Regions from separate parts of the Homo sapiens genome. Here region 2 is linked to region 1. Evidence: chromatin loops called from intact Hi-C (ENCODE). Cell type or tissue: heart right ventricle. All regions are shown on one strand.

What was found. Peaks named below come from ENCODE experiments on the same cell type or tissue, not always from the same donor. Only the 100,000 strongest peaks of a DNase experiment are listed, where the experiment ranks them.
Region 2: a loop joins it to region 1, with 2.0 times the contacts of the local background. A loop is called at or near these places in 7 of 110 quality-filtered maps.

Annotation. Positions count from the first base shown.
Region 1 is chr16:47,471,140-47,479,139 of GRCh38, reverse strand. All of the region lies in intron 1 of PHKB (phosphorylase kinase regulatory subunit beta), which reads right to left. Among named protein-coding and RNA genes, the nearest start is that of PHKB, 14 kb to the right of the region's middle. In heart right ventricle, no CTCF peak of the experiment used is centred here; no DNase peak of the experiment used is centred here; H3K27ac peaks cover 1,483 bases.
Region 2 is chr16:47,630,303-47,638,302 of GRCh38, reverse strand. All of the region lies in intron 14 of PHKB (phosphorylase kinase regulatory subunit beta), which reads right to left. Among named protein-coding and RNA genes, the nearest start is that of PHKB, 170 kb to the right of the region's middle. In heart right ventricle, no CTCF peak of the experiment used is centred here; no DNase peak of the experiment used is centred here.

The DNA.
Region 1 (8,000 bases):
TACTTTCCCCTAACTCCCCCGACAGTCAATGATTGAGTGCCATAATATTTTGAAGCAGAAAAAAATATTAACAAGTATCTGGTCTAAGTCCCTTATTTCGTGGAAGGAATTCACAACTTGCTCAAGGATGCAGAGCTTGTTAAGCATAAAACCAACACCAAAAACAAGATCTCCAGACTCTATTCAGGGATCTGATATTTTTAAAATACATTCATTATTTTGGTCTGTTTATTCTGGACAAGGTCATTTCTTTATGCTACTGTAATTCACCAGTGTGCCCAGAACACCATGCTTAGTGGGTGCTGTCAATATGCAACATGCCAGAATGAATATAAACACATAAATTTAATTTTAACCAAAGAGCTCAAAAAGGTTAAGAATAATATCATTATAGTATGATTATCAGCATCCTAATAAGAACTAACAATATCAGAGCATTTACCACACGCAAAGTACTGTTGAGAGCTATTTACATATGATTTCATTTAATCCTCACAATAACTCTCCTAATAATAATGGTACTATCATTATCATTCTAAAGATTTTTTTTTAAATGGGGTTTAGTAACTTAACCAAGGTCACACTGGTAGCAAGTGGAAGACCTAGGATTTAAACACTGAAATATGCTTTGTTTCTTTTTTTCAGGTAAAGCAAAAAAAAAAAAAAAAAAAAATTTCACAGCAATATATAACCTGCTTCCAAGGTAACATTTAAATCAGAAATACTGCTTTAATGACAATTTTCCCCAAAATATGAAGGGGTTTCTAAGCAATTCTGGTATTGGTCGCTGCACTCTGTCCATGTCAGCCATGTAAATGAACCATTTCAGCTGTCATGTTACTTGACGCATCTGTCCTTTACCTAGATTTCACTTCTTTCTATTTCCATTTCAATACCATATTAGTTGAAGACAACTGCAGTTCACAAGAATAAAAATAACTCTCATCTTGTAAATTAAATACATGATAATTGCTAGACTCTGCTTTAAAGAGGTCTAAGGTAAAAACATAGATTTTTTTCTCTAGTGCATTATTTAGCACTATGTTCAAGACTTTTCCAGAAATAGATGTTATATCACTTCTTATTCTGAAACTTACTCTAGATGGCAAGATTTAGGAAGCTTTTCTCTATTTTATTTAAAAGTATATAATTTTCTCTTTCTTTACCATATTCCTGAAATTTAAATGGTTAAGTTCAAATTCCTCGGTATCTTAGGTAAAGTTCACACTATGACACACAAGGCCTATTAAATAGCACTGACTCACCCTATGCATGAAGGAATAAACATGCTACTGGTGACTTACATTTGGATTACAATGTAGATGAATAATCTATGTGATTTCTTCCATTTTCTCTTCAGGGAAAGAAAAAATCAGTACACAGAGATAGCTCAAAGTTTGTATACAAGGGGTAAAAGCAGTCAGAGCCATGTAGTTTGGCCTTGGAGATGCTGTCCACAGTTTAATAGAAAAATCAAAAGTGCCCTCACCACGTCATAAAGCTATTATAAACCTAGGTCAGTATTTTGTTATATTTATTACATTTATTTTATGAGTCTGAATTTTGAAACTTTTCGGACTTGACCAGTAGAAGACTTTTTTTTACTATGAAAATATGTTCTTATTCAAAACCTGCAGGAAAATAAATAAACTGAATTTTATTCACCAAGTAAAAAGTTTAAATTATTAGACAACACATAGTGCTGGAAAGTTCATTCTGAACCAAAACTGTACTAATCTTCGAACATGATTAATTAATTCATTCAACTTGTATTATTATTCAACATTGAGTCCCCAGCACCAAGCCTTGTATCAGGGGCTATACAAAGCTGCAACAAATCTTGTCCATGACCTGAAGGATTTCATAGCCTAGTAAAGAAAAAAGATATATAATTATCTAATAGCAATGCAGTGACATCAGAGCCAAAAGAAGCCTGTATAAAATGTCATGGGAACCAGTAGAGCAATTAATTGAAACCTGAAATGCAGAGAAGGGAGTTGTCAGAAAATATGTAAAAACAAGAGATCACTAGAGCAGAATAAAAGATTATGGAGTGCACCAAGCTTACAGAGAAAGGCTATTTAATACAGAGGGAACTTCATGATAAAGGTGCAGAAGCCAGAAAGAGAGTGACCCTCCTGGGAACTGCCAGGTACATTAATAACATTGCAGCAGAGAATGTGAGGAAGACAGGAGGCTGGATAGGTATCCAGAAGTCTAACAGGGAGGATGCTGAACAGCAGATTCCAGGTTTGCATTTTATTCTTTAGAAACTGAAGAGCCACTGGGGCATCATATGATCCAAACTCTAGAAGATATATCTGTTGGCAGAGCAAATGACTGCTAGACAGGGAGTAAGCCCTAGGCATAAAAGTCTAGTTTGGGTCAAAACAATCATTCTAGGGCCTTGAATTAAGACAGTGACACCAGTAATGCATAAGGGAGGAAATATTCAAGAAATATTTAAATAGTAGAATTTAAAAAACTAAGAAGGACTTAAATTTGGTATAGGTCTTAGGTATAAGTATCAATATAATGAAAATGAGATACAGCAGAAGAAAGAGTGCACTGATAAATTCTAACTCTCAAATAGTTTATTTCTTCAAATTATAATAACTAAAACCTTACATCCTGATAGATCTTTTTATCCTTGAGGTCATTGAGCAAATGATTATTATCAAAGCTACAAGCCTATTAAGAATTGGGATAAAGTGGGTATAACAAACTAATTGAGCCTTACTGTGTATTTCCATGAAAAAAAGATAACCAAACAAGAGGATCTCTGAATGGGCACAGAAAGAAATTTATATAAAAAGATTCCACAAAACTAAAATAATTTCTGTTAGAAATACGTAAGTTAAGAAAACACGCTTTTATTTTAAAAACCTCTATATTAAAGATATTTATCATGAAAACTACCAGTGGACTACATAAAATCTGCTTAACACAAATGAAAGTTAAGGCCTTACACTTTAAAAATCAAGGCTCACTCATATAATCCCAGCACTTTGAGAGGCTGAGAAGAAAGGATTGCTTGAGGACAGGAGCTTGAGACCAGCTTGGGCAACATAGCAAGATCCTGTCCCTAAAACAAGAAAAAAAAAATTAGCTGGGCATGGTGGCACATGCCTGTAGTCCCAGTTACTCATGAGGCTGAGGCAAGAAGATCACTTGAGCCCAGAAGTTCAAGGCTGCAATGAGCTATGACTGCACGACTGCATTCCAGCCTGGGAGATCAAGGAAGATCCTGACTCTAAAAATAAAATAAACATGTTTATATAAGCCACAGTTAAAAGGGGCTCAATTTGAACAGGAAAACTGTCAAAGCAGGAAGAACATCAATAGAAATGATTAACACTCTCTATCAATGCTTACCGTAATACCAAATAAAGCTGCTTAATTAAGATTATTTTTTAAATAATTATTTTAAAAATACGACATATTTTTAAATGTTATTTGGAAGCATGGGAATTTGCTAAGAGAAATGTCACCAAATGGGGCATGGTTCTATTTCCTACATTTAGCAAAGCCTTATGATGCACAGTGTATTTTCTCTAGAGTTCCATCTGGGTTTCTCACTACAAATTTCCAGATGAAGTCCCCTAATCAAATCTATAGCATCAAGTTGGCCAAAGCCTAAGAGTGATGCCCACTTTGGAGTCATTTAGCCATAGAATGTTCCGTTACTCAAAACTTATTAAATGTATTGTTTTTGCTTAAGGACAGAGGAAATAATAAGGCTGCCTCTATTAGGACATCGAGATCTGTGGTCAAGTTCCCGAGATAGAAAAAGAAAGAAAAAGCATGCTAGAACTTGAGATGTCCCAACTTCCATCTTCAAAATATATCAGCAAACACTTATATCAAAACATTTAAAATCAAAGATCACAGTAAATTTAAAGGTTTAGTCTCTTGTCCTTAATTTTTGAAGTTAGACTTGCATGACTCCCATTTAGCTACAAAGATGGAAATTCATGACAAAACTTATTTAGCAGGCAGTGAAAAAAAGATGAGACTGAAATCATCCTAAATCAGAAGCCATTAAAAGTTTAGATGCGAATTATAAAAAGTTAACAATAAGCTGTCCTGTAAGCAGAAAACCCCATGAAAGAAATAGTCCAGGCGCAGTGGCACACACCTGTAATACCAGCACTCTGGGAGGCTGAGGCGGGAGGATCACCTGAAATCAGGAGTTCGAGACCAGCCTGGCCAAAATGGTGAAACCCTGCCTGTATTAAAAATACAAAATTGGCTGGGCATGGTGGCGCATGCCTGTAATCCCAGCTACTTGGGAGGCTGAGGCAGGAGAATCGCTTGAACCTGGGAGATGGAGGTTGCAGTGAGCTGAGATTGCATCATTGCACTCTAGCCTGAGCAACAAGAGCAAAACTCCATCTCAAAAAAAAAAAAACAAGAAAATAGTCCACTGACTGAAGTCACAACAAGCTAATTCTTTTTGACATATTGTTGATTTATAACTTATCAATCATCAGATATTTACAAGTGAGCCGACAAAGTTAATGCAACCAAAGTTAATATACAAAGTAAATGTACCACATTTTTTTTTAGTATACAGAAAATTATTTACTGGTTCAACTATTGGAGGAAGACAGAAATATAATAAAGAATACAAGTTAAGCACCTGATGAGTATATTTTCAAAACATACCAGGTAGCTAAAATATGTACGAAGAGGAACTATCCACAGCTCAACAGCCCAATCCCAGACTCTGTGTCTGTCCTTCCTAGTCTCCATCCACAGCTTTAGCAATAAGACTTGATCTATAATCCAAATAACAGCATAAGTGTTCATCTCTATGGCTGGTGCCTATTTCAGTCCTGAGCTACAAGACTTGAATCTTAAATTGCCAAAAAGGAGGGCCATGTAAACACTGTGAGGCTATTAATAACAAAGGGAGTAAAACAATAAACTTTAAAAGATTTTATATGACAAATGAAAAATCAATGATATATATTTTGAAAAAAGAGCATATATGACATATATCAGAACTTTAAAAGATTTTATATGACAAATGAAAAATCAATGATATATATTTTGAAAAAAGAGCATATATGACATATATCAGAACCTATAAAAATGACAAATTTCAATTATTACACAAGATTCTCGAATGTTGACCAAAGGGTACAAAGTTTCAGTTAGATAGGAGGCAAAAGCTTCAGTGACCTACTGTACAGAATGGTGGCTATAATCATAAAACGTTATATATTTCAAAATTGCTAGAAGAGTAGACTTTAAATGTTTTCATTACGAAAAAATAGTAAGTATGTGAGGGGCCAGATTTGTTAATTAGCCTGATTTAATTATCCAACACTGTAAGCATATACCAAAACATTATATTGTACCCTGTAAATATATACAATTACTATTTGTCAATTAAAAATAACTTTAAAAAAATTCTCATTAAGGCTGTTGGAAATCACTTAATGTTTAGGTACCACAACTGTTCATCTACACAAACCAACATCCTCAAGAAAATTTGTGAAATATGAACTGAAAGAGAAGAAAGCTATAAAACCAGTAAGTTAAACATAAAGAATAATTCTTTTTTAATGGACTAATAATCATGTGATTGTTGGTAAAATAAACTAATAAAGTCTATAAGAAAAAGGTAACAAATAATAAAATAAAAAACAGCAACAATTGTTTCATCTTTTAAAAACCATTTCTAATCAAGGCAACGAAGGCCTAATGTGAAAAAGAAAATGAGAACAAGTATGAATGTATTCAAAATACATCACAGAGGCCAGGTGCAGTGGCTCACGCCTATAATCTCAGCACTTTGGGAGGCAGAGTTGGGAGGAGTGCTTGAGACTGGGAGTTCCAGACCAGCCTGGGCAAAATAGTGAGGACTTGTCTCTACAATAAAAAAAAAAAAAAAAAAAAAAAAAAAAAAAAAATTAGCCAGGCATGGTAGTGCACACCTATAGGCCCAGCAGAAGGGAATGCTTGAGCACAGGAGACCGAGGCTGCAGTGAACTGTGACAGTGCCACTGTACTCCACTCCAGCCTGGGTGAGAGAGCAAGACCCTGTCTCAAAAACAAAAACAAACAAACAAACAAACAAAAAAAAAAACACAGATCCTAGAAGCTACAATGAACCATCAGAAAGCATCTTCAAGACTAAATATGTAATATATGCAGTTACAATTTTCTATTACTTGTTTTCTTTTTATTTATTTTTGAGACAGGGTCTCACTCTGTCACCCAGGCTGGAGTGCAGTGGTGCGACCTCACTGTAGCCTCAACCTTTCGGGCTCAAGCTGTCCCTCCTGCCACAACCTCCAACCAGCCATCCCAGGCACCACAACACCTGGCTAATTTTTGTTTTTTTTTTGAGATGGAGTCTCGCCCTGTCGCCCAGGCTGGAGTGCAGTGGCACGATCTCGGCTCACTGCAAGCTCCGCCTCCTGGGTTCACGCCATTCTCCTGCCCGGCCTCCCGAGTAGTTGGGATTACAGGTGCCCACCACCACGCCTCGCTAACTTTTTTGTATTTTTAGTAGAGACGAGGTTTCACTGTGTTAGCCAGAATGGTCTCGATCTCCTGATCTCGTGATCCGCCCGTCTCGGCCTCCCAAAGTGCTGCGATTACAGGCGTGAGCCACCGCACCCAGCCTAATTTTTGTATTTTTTGTAGAGATGGTTTCGTCATGTTGCACAGGCTAGTCTCAAATTGGGCTCAAGCAGCCCGCCTGCCTTGGCCTTTTGAAGTGCTAGGATTACAGGCATGAGCCACCGCAATGGGCAGTTGTTTTCTAATCAGGGATTTGAAAATAGATGTGTCCCAAAACCATAAAAGATATGTCTTAATTGCATATATTTTCTAAAAGTCCATTATCTGTTCAGAGGTAAATTAAATGTCTAAATGCATCCTTCTGCCTGAATCAAGCAAAGAATCAAGGACCTTGTGTAGCTTTGCAGACTATTCCTCAGAATAGAAGGGTCAATATGCCATTTTAAAATGTGAAAACAGAATAGCATCATGATATAAAACTAACTGTATCTAAGATTTTACTATATATACACACACATGTATTTCGCACATATACTTTTTATTTTTTGAGACGGAGTCTCTCTCTGTCACCCAGGCTGGAGTGCAGTGGTGCAATCTCAGCTCAATGCAAGACCCGCCTCCCGGGTTCACGCCATTCTCCTGCCTCAGCCTTGCGAGTAGCTGGGACTACAGGCGCCCGCCACCATACCCGGCTAATTTCTTTGTATTTTTAGTAGAGAGGGGGTTTCACCACGTTAGCCAGGGTGGTCTCGATCTCCTGACCTCGTGACACATATACATTTTATATTTGTATATATGCACCTTAATTAATTATGCATTAGAACCTACCTACCATTTATACCTCTGATTCAATAAACTCACTTTCTAAAGTTAGTTTATTCTCCGTTTAACAGGAAATGGGCCACAGGAATATTCTTCCAAAAGTGAGTTTACTGAGTCAGAGATATGTAGATTCTAATGCATAATCAAGGTGGCCACATCTTCTGAATCCAGAATGATGATATACTCAATATCTGTGCCTTCACAGCCATTCACTATCAAACATAGATTGAGTGGCCCTATGCACCCAGCATGGTGCCAGGTGTTAAACATAGAGCTATATGACACACAGCTTCGGCCATGAGGTTGCTCCCCGCCTTTTTGTCACCTTCCAGTCTATTTTTACATAACAGACAGAGAATCATCATAAAATACTAATCCAGCCTTACAACTCCACTGCTTCAAATTTTCACCTTCCCTTCCATTTATAATAAAATTCAAACATCTTCAAGGCTCCCAAGACCCTGCCCATCCCAGGCCTTCCTCTCACCCATTCCTGTCATTCACAATGCTTTACCCATAATGGCCTTTTCAGTACGCTTTAAATACCCAGCTCTATCTAGCCCCAGGATCCTCAGCCTAGAGTCCTCCTTACCCCAACTTCTCCACTGATTCCTATTTCTAGGAGTTAAATATCACTTCCA
Region 2 (8,000 bases), 160 kb before region 1:
ATTTGCTATAATGCCTATGTTGCCCTAGATCCCATTGGCTTCCACCATTCTAAGACATTTGGATTATCTGTCATCCTATTTTTTTATATGGCTAGTTCTTCCCCAAATGATTCTGAACATCTTTTTAAAGACATCCTCAGGTGACTTAACACCTTCTTTAATGCTATGGTCTGAATGTGCATGTTCCTCCTGAAATTCAGGTTGAAATTTTAGCCCCCAAGGTGATGGTATTGGCAGGGGATAAGGGGCTGGGGAATGGGGAGGGGTGCTTTGGGAGGTAATTAGGTCATGAGGGCGGAACCCTCATGAGCAGGATTGGTATCCTTATAAAAGAGGCCCTGCACCCTTTCCATCATGTGAGGACACAGGGAGAAGGCACCATTTATGAACCAGAGAGAAGGCCCACACCAGACACTCAATCTACCAGCACCTTGATCTTGGATCACCCAGCTTTTAGAACTGCGAGAAATAAATTTCTGATGTTGATATGCCACCCAGTTTATGGTATTTTGTTATAGCAACCTGAACAAACTAAGACACTTAGCTACTACCCATTTTTTTCCTTTCATTTCTCAAATATAAGACTATAACTATGTCCTTACCTTTCTTGCCTCTGTACTTCTGCCCTCTACAATCTATCCTGCCCTGTCTTTGGAGATACATAATCCTAACACAAGTCTATGGTCACATATTCATTCTATTCATTCTCTCTTTCTCAAATCTCATCCACTCTAGTAGCTTTAAGCTATTATCTCTAAGTGTCATGGGATCCTTGGGGTGTTGCTTTGCCAGCCAGAAACCTCTGTGGCTGGTGGAGCCTTTTACCTGAATATTGCCCACACCTACTGGGCTCGTTCCACCCACTTGGCCTGTAGGCTGTGCTCAGCTTGCACTACCAGCCTGGATCCCACACTTGCCGAGGGTGAGCCAGGTGTTGGGTGGGGGGTGCGTGTTTCAGCCTTGTTTGTGTTACAGCTCTTTCAGTCCTGCCATTTGGTGAGTCCCAAGTTCTTGTCCCATGTCCAGAAGAGTGAGGTACACAGACAACTGGAGGGTGAGCAAGGCGGAGAGGAGCTTTATTGAGTGACATAATAGCTCCCAGGAGACCCAAAGTGGGTAGCTACTTTTTGCAGGCAGGCCATTCCGATGAGTGTCCAGCTCTCAGCTGAGAGGAGACCCGCAGTGGGAGCTCCTTTCTGCAGGCAGCTCATCCCAATGAGTCAAGGAGACCTGAAGACCTGAAGTGGGTAACTCTTTCCTGCAGCTGGTAGTCCCTACATCTGTCCAAGTCTGGCTGAGTCTGGTGGTTTTTATGGGCTCAGAAGGGAGGAAGCGCATGCTGATCGGTCCATGGGCGGCCATGGGTGGGCCCGGAAAAAGCACAGTTTCTCACTCTGGGCTGCAGACTCCACCCAGGGGTGGCAGCCCGGCCCCCAGGCTTCAGGTCATCCCTGGTTTGAAGGCAGGGTTTCACCAGGGACCCGCCCAGGAGCCTGTTTTCCTCCTGCCATCATCAACATGCTGTCCATGGTGCCCAGGCTGTTTGTGCCAAGGGATACCTGCAGGCCCACAACAAGCTGCCCTTAGCCCCACCGGCCTCCCTCCTGTGCTCATCGGCGCTCAAAGCCCAGAGGGGGCTGAGGCAGCAGGGGGATGGCATGTCAACACTGCCCTGAGCGTGCGCACACCCAGCTGTGTTGCATCAGCACCCAGGCTCAGTCACAACTTTGTTCCGTACTGCTGCAGGTGCTGGGAGTGGGGAATGGGAGCAGGCACTTCTGAACCTGTGGGGACCGGGGGCTTCCCAGGCCCCCAAGAGTGCAGTGATGCCTGGGTCTGGAGCTGCGGCTGGGCAGCTGCAGCTGCACCTGAGAGCATGGGGCCCCTGCCCCACCAACTCAGTAGGGAGTGGGGCTCCTGCCTCCTCCTGGCCCCCTCTGGCTCCATGAAGTGTGCAGCCCTGGCCACACTTCCCCTGCTGCAGCTGGTGTCCCCACAGTGGCTGCCCTAGACAGGTTGCCACTGCTATTATAAGCAGATGCTTCCATGTTTATATTTCTGGTCTTGACCTTTCTCTTAAGTTCTAGTTCCCACATTTTAAACTGTTTTCTGGACATTTTCTCTTGGCTATTTCCAAAGTTAATAGATTGAAAACTCAACTCCTCATCATCAACCCCACCTCCATCCCAAACAGGTTCTTATCCTTTAACCCTCAATTAATGGGTCACTCTAGCTCAGAACCTCAGAATCATCTTTGATGCCTTTTACATAACCTCCATATGCAATTAGTCACCAGAATCCTGTTAGTCCTTCCTTCACACAGTATCTTGAATGTTGTTTTCTTTGCATTTCTATAGCAATATTCAGGATTTAAAAGTAGCAACAACAGCGAACACTTTATATAACTATACTCCACATGCCAGGAACTGCTTAAGTGCTTTATCAAACTATTATCCCATTTTACAGGTTTAAAAATGAGGCACAGAAAGTTTAAGCAATTTATCCAAGGACACAGACCTAGCGGAGCTAGAATTCAGACCCAGGCAGTCTGACTGCAGATTCTGTGCTCATAGTCACTCACTTATCCTGCCTCTCAAAGAGCAGAAAGCAGGCAGACTTTAGATTGAAAGATCTACCTACAAGTCCTATCTTGTCACTTCCTCCAGCAATGATCCTGCTCATCTGATAGGTGCCTTAGATTACTGTGGACAAAACTGACCTGATCTCCATCCTTAAATCTACTGACTCCCAAAGCATTCCTTATCTCTATAAGACCCCATATTATGAGCTCATTTGCTCTGGCCAAAAAATGTGTAAGTCATCCTAAATTCCTTTTTCCTTCAAACCCCATAACCAAAAACAGCTAAAAAACCAAAACAAAACAGTGACAAAAACTGAGAACACTTATTGAGAATCAGGTGGCTATATTAAATTATATACTCTTAAACACCCCTATTAGGTAGGTTACTATAATTATTCTCATCTACTGATGAGAAAACTGAGGCAAAGAGTGGTTAAAAAACTTATCCAACATCATACAGCTAATACATAAAGCTATTAAGTGGCAACATGGAGATTCAAACATGCGCAATCCAATCTACTTATCCATTATAGTATACTGTATGCCTCTGTGACGTGCTGCTAATTCACGAAGAACTCGTATTGGCTCTACCTCCAAAATATGTCTCAAACACACCACTTCTCTCCTTCTCCACTGCTAATACTACTCTACTTAAAGTAACCATGATCTTTTACTTGGTTAAGTAACTGGTCTACTTACCTCAGTCTTAAACCCCATCCCACCCATTCACAGCAGTCCATCCTGAAAACAGTAATTAAAAAGTGTAAATCAGATCATCTCACTACTACTCCACCCCACCCACACATGCACATGCTTATGAACACCCTGCCTAAAACTCTCCAGTAACTTCCTGTAAAATGATAACAAAACTGCTTATCAGGCCCAAGAGGCCCTCCATGATCTAGCTCTGGCATGCTTGCCTCTGCTTTCTTATTCTCCCTTCTCTTCTTCACCATGTTTTAGCCACCCTGGGTCCTCTCTGTCCCTTGAACATACCAACTATATTCCCATCAAGTGCACTGGTTACAGCTGTCTGGTGTGTTTTCTCCTCCAGGTTGCAGAATGAATGCTCTCTGGTCATACAGGTCTCAACCATCATCCCTGCCACATAGGCCTCCTCTCTCCACCATGGCCAAAGTTGTTCTCCTCAGGCATCTCCAACCCCAGTCTACCACTTTACCTTATTTTGTCTGCCTCATAGTACCTGTCCGATACAGAAATTATATCATTTATTGTTATTCATTCCCTTCAGAAAGTACCTCCCTGAGGGCAGGGAACTTGATCTAGCTGGTCTACTGCCACCTCCCCACACATGGAACATAGTAGGCATCCTTACTATTTGATGAATGACTGCCCATGCAAGTTTCTCAATTCTTTGCTTGTCTGTAAAATGGGAAAAATATTTACAGTGCCTACCACAAAAGGAGAGGATCAAACAAAAGAGGGCATGTAAAATATTTGCAAACTTTGATCTGTTACACAATGATATTTATACTATTATTTGCTGTGTGACTCACTATGTCACTTAACCTCAATAAGCTGCAGTTTCCTCATCTATAAATTGAGAATAATAAAAATAACTATTTCCTAGGGTTATGAGAATAATACATAATATATAAGCATTTAACACTGGCCTATAGTAAGTGTCCAAAAAAAATTAGCCATCTATCAATGCCAGCAACACAACCACAACCCTGGGTCACTGCAATAGGCTTCTTCAGCTTTCTGCTCCACACTTGCCTTTGCCCATTGTCTGCGATTTATGGTCAGGTTCATTTTCTTGTATCAATGATTTGCACAAAGGAGGTGGTCAAAAAATATTTCTTGAATGCATGAAGAAAAGAGACAGAGAAGAGTTAGTAAACAGATATAGTTATGCAATATTTAGGATATTACCTCTACCCCAAAACTAATGTTTCCCAAATAAAGCCCAAACTTCTCGAGGACTTTTACAGCTCAGGGACTACCTGCTGTTCCCTGTTGGTCTCCCATCTGTTTTAGAGTACTCCACTAAAAAACAGTTCACTCATGTCCATCTTATGTTTCTGTCCACTGTCCCTTTACGTTTGGACTGCTCTCTCCATTCCTTTATCTATCCAGATCCTGACTCGCTCTTTTAACCTAGTCTCCTCCCAAACTCCCCCAAACACCAGGGTATCCAAATATCTTTTGTCCCTACTAGGAATAGCTGGCACTGCCTGTATGAGACACTTGGCACGAGTCTTGGATCACCTCATGCCATGCCTTTGGAAGGGTTATTTAGCTTTTAGAATGTGTATGAGTGGTCTGTGAAACTACAGGGGCCCCTCATGCTTACTTTTCTCACTTAGGATGTAGGAACCACCTTGCACTAAAAGAAAAGCAATTGTTATTCATTTGACGGTTTGGAGGAGGAACTTTTTTTTTTAGTATTGCTGGTTACATTTATTAGCAATACACAAATCTTCCCTTGAGCATACCCAACAAATGTTTGCAAATATAAACAAGGATACTTTTAACAAAAGAAAATAATCAGTAAAATGTACACATTTATATACACTATAAAAGAGTGTACATGTCAGAGTAACAATATGGTTTAGGACCAAAACCCTGTAGTTAGAAATATTCTCATTCAAAATTTTCATTTCTATAAAGTCAGATTGTATTTTTCTAAGATTTTTTCATTGTAAAGAAAACCCCACATAACCTAAATTTAACATCTTAACCATTTTTAAGTGTACGGTGGAAGAGGAACTTTTATAGCATAACTTCTCTATAAGCTGGGCACTAACTATATTAATATTGCAACTCATCATGCTAAAAATTTAAAACTACGGTAATTAAGACACTGCATGTCTATCTGTCTAGATTCTAGTTTTTAAATTACTCAAATCAGGTCAAAGTAGTAAAGCCAGGATATTTGCAGCTGGGGGCTATAAATAAAACAGTGTAATACAACTTTCAAAGGGCACACAGAGAAAACTTAATGTGAATGTGCCCTAATAGTGTTTCTTTTCCTTGCTCTTTTTTTCTAATTTAATTTTTTCAACAGATAATTCATTCATAAGGCTCAAAAATTTAACAATTATGAAAAAGTTTTTGGTGACATGTCATTCCCATTTGGGGCCTTCATCCCCACAGTTCCCCTCCATCTAACAACCAATCACTGCTATGATTATTTATGCCTTGCTCTAGCATTTCCTCATGCCTACAACAGCAAATGCAAATATATATTATTTTCTTACATTTCTACACAAAAGTTACTCTCAGCACCTTTTTCTAGTTAATAATTGTATATCATGGAACTCTTTTCATATATTAACACATAGAACACGTCCTCATTTTCACTCTAACTGCTTGGTATTCCATTTTGTAGATGTACCATATGTACTAATGTCATCTTTACACCTTTTGATAATCAATTAAGGCTAGTCAACCTTTTACACTGAAATCTCTGGAAATGGTTATGGTTACACAGTGGCACCATTAAACATCAGGTTTTAATTCTGCTTATAAAAGTAGACTAAGCACTCAAACTAAATCATTCAGAGGCATTGCTACCACTGGATTATGTGGGTAACTGGAGGACTATTATAAGAAAAGATCAGTAGGTTTGGGTTTGGGGAGGGGGCAGTGAGAAGTGTCTGAGTCTTTTCTAGGAGGGTGACACAGAAAGAAGCATAGACATCCATTTACAACATATGGAAATACACGACAGCTTGTTGATAAGAGTTATCTCATGGGATTGCTGGGTCAAATGGTGTTGCTGACTCTAGATCCTTGAGGAATAGCCACACTGACTTCCTCAATGGTTGAACTAATTGTGGCACTGTTCACAATAGCAACCAACCCAAATGCCCATCAATGATGGACTGGATAAAGAAAATGTGGCACATATACACCACGGAATACCATACAGCCACAAAAAAGGATGAGTTCATGTCCCTTGCAGGGACATGGATAAAGCTGGAAACCATCATTCTCAGCAAACTAACAGAAGAACAGAAAACCAAACACTGCATGTTTTCATTCATAAGCGGGAGTTGAACAATGAGAACAAATGGACACAGAGAGGGGAACATCACACACTGGGGCCTGTCGGAGGGTGGGAGGCTAGCGGGGGGACAGCATTGGGAGAAATACCTAATGTAGATGACGGGTTGATAGGTGCAGCAAACCACCATGGCACATGCATACCAATGTAACAAACCTGCATATTCTGCACATGTACCCCAGAACTTAAAGTACAATAAAAAAAGAGTTATCTCATTATGTTCTTGCTTACATTTGTTTTGTAGTCTGGTTTGGAATGTTAAGGAATTAATACATCTTGACAGCTTGCTATGTGCCACGTGTTATTCAAGAGCTTTTTTGAGTATTCTCACAAGAACTCCCATTTTAAAGATGAGGAAACTGAGGTGACGAGCGGTTTAATAATTTGTCAAAGGTTACACATCTAGTCAGTGATAGAGTTTAACCTGACTGCACGTATGTCCAGGTCTGAAATCAATATGGCACATGTCACAGTACGTATTTCACAGATTATGTGCTGCTTGCTATAGCAGGCAGAGATCTCTAGAGAAACAGGAAAGAGAGAGAGGAAGGAAGAAGAAGAAAGAGATTTATCATATGGATTGGCTCACACAATTACGGAGGCAGGCAAGTCTCAGGATATGCAGGTGAGCTGGCAAGCTGGAGACCCAGGAGAGCTGACAGTTTAGTTTCAGTCTGAGTCCGAAGGCCTAAACCCAGGAAGGCAGACAGTGTCATTCCAGTCTGAAGACTGGCAGGCTCAGACCCAGGAGTAGCTGATGTTTCAGTTCAACTCCAAAGACAGGAAAAAAGCCCATGTCCCAGCTGGAAGGCAGTCTCACAGGCAGAATCCTCCTCTTCCTCAGCGGGGGTCAGCCTTGTTCTTTTCAGACTTTTAGCTGATTGGATGAGGCCCATTCCCATTAAGGAGGAAAATAAGCTTTACTCAGTCTACTGATTTAAATTTTAATTTCATCCAGAAACACTGTCACAGAAACACTCAGAATAGTGTTTGACCAAATAGCTGGGCAGCCTGTGGTCCAGACAAGTTGACATGTAAAATTAACAATCACATGGGTGCAGGAACATGCTACATTCATGGGGAGTAGAGTCTGCCAAATCTCACCAACAGTCTCTTCTTCAGACACCTGAGATCAGGTTTTAAGAAAACTCAATTCCAAGCATTGTTTACAAACCTATTTTCTTATCTGCTTTTTCTTTTTTTTTTTTGCGACAGTTTCCCTTCTGTCACCCAGGCTGGAGTGCAGCAGCGAAATCTCAGCTCACTGCAACCTCTGCCTCCCAGGTTCAAGTGATTCTCATGCCTCAGCCTCCCGAGTAGCTGGGATTACAGGCATGTGCCACCATGCCCGGCTAATTTTTGTATTTTTAGTAGAGACAAGGTTTC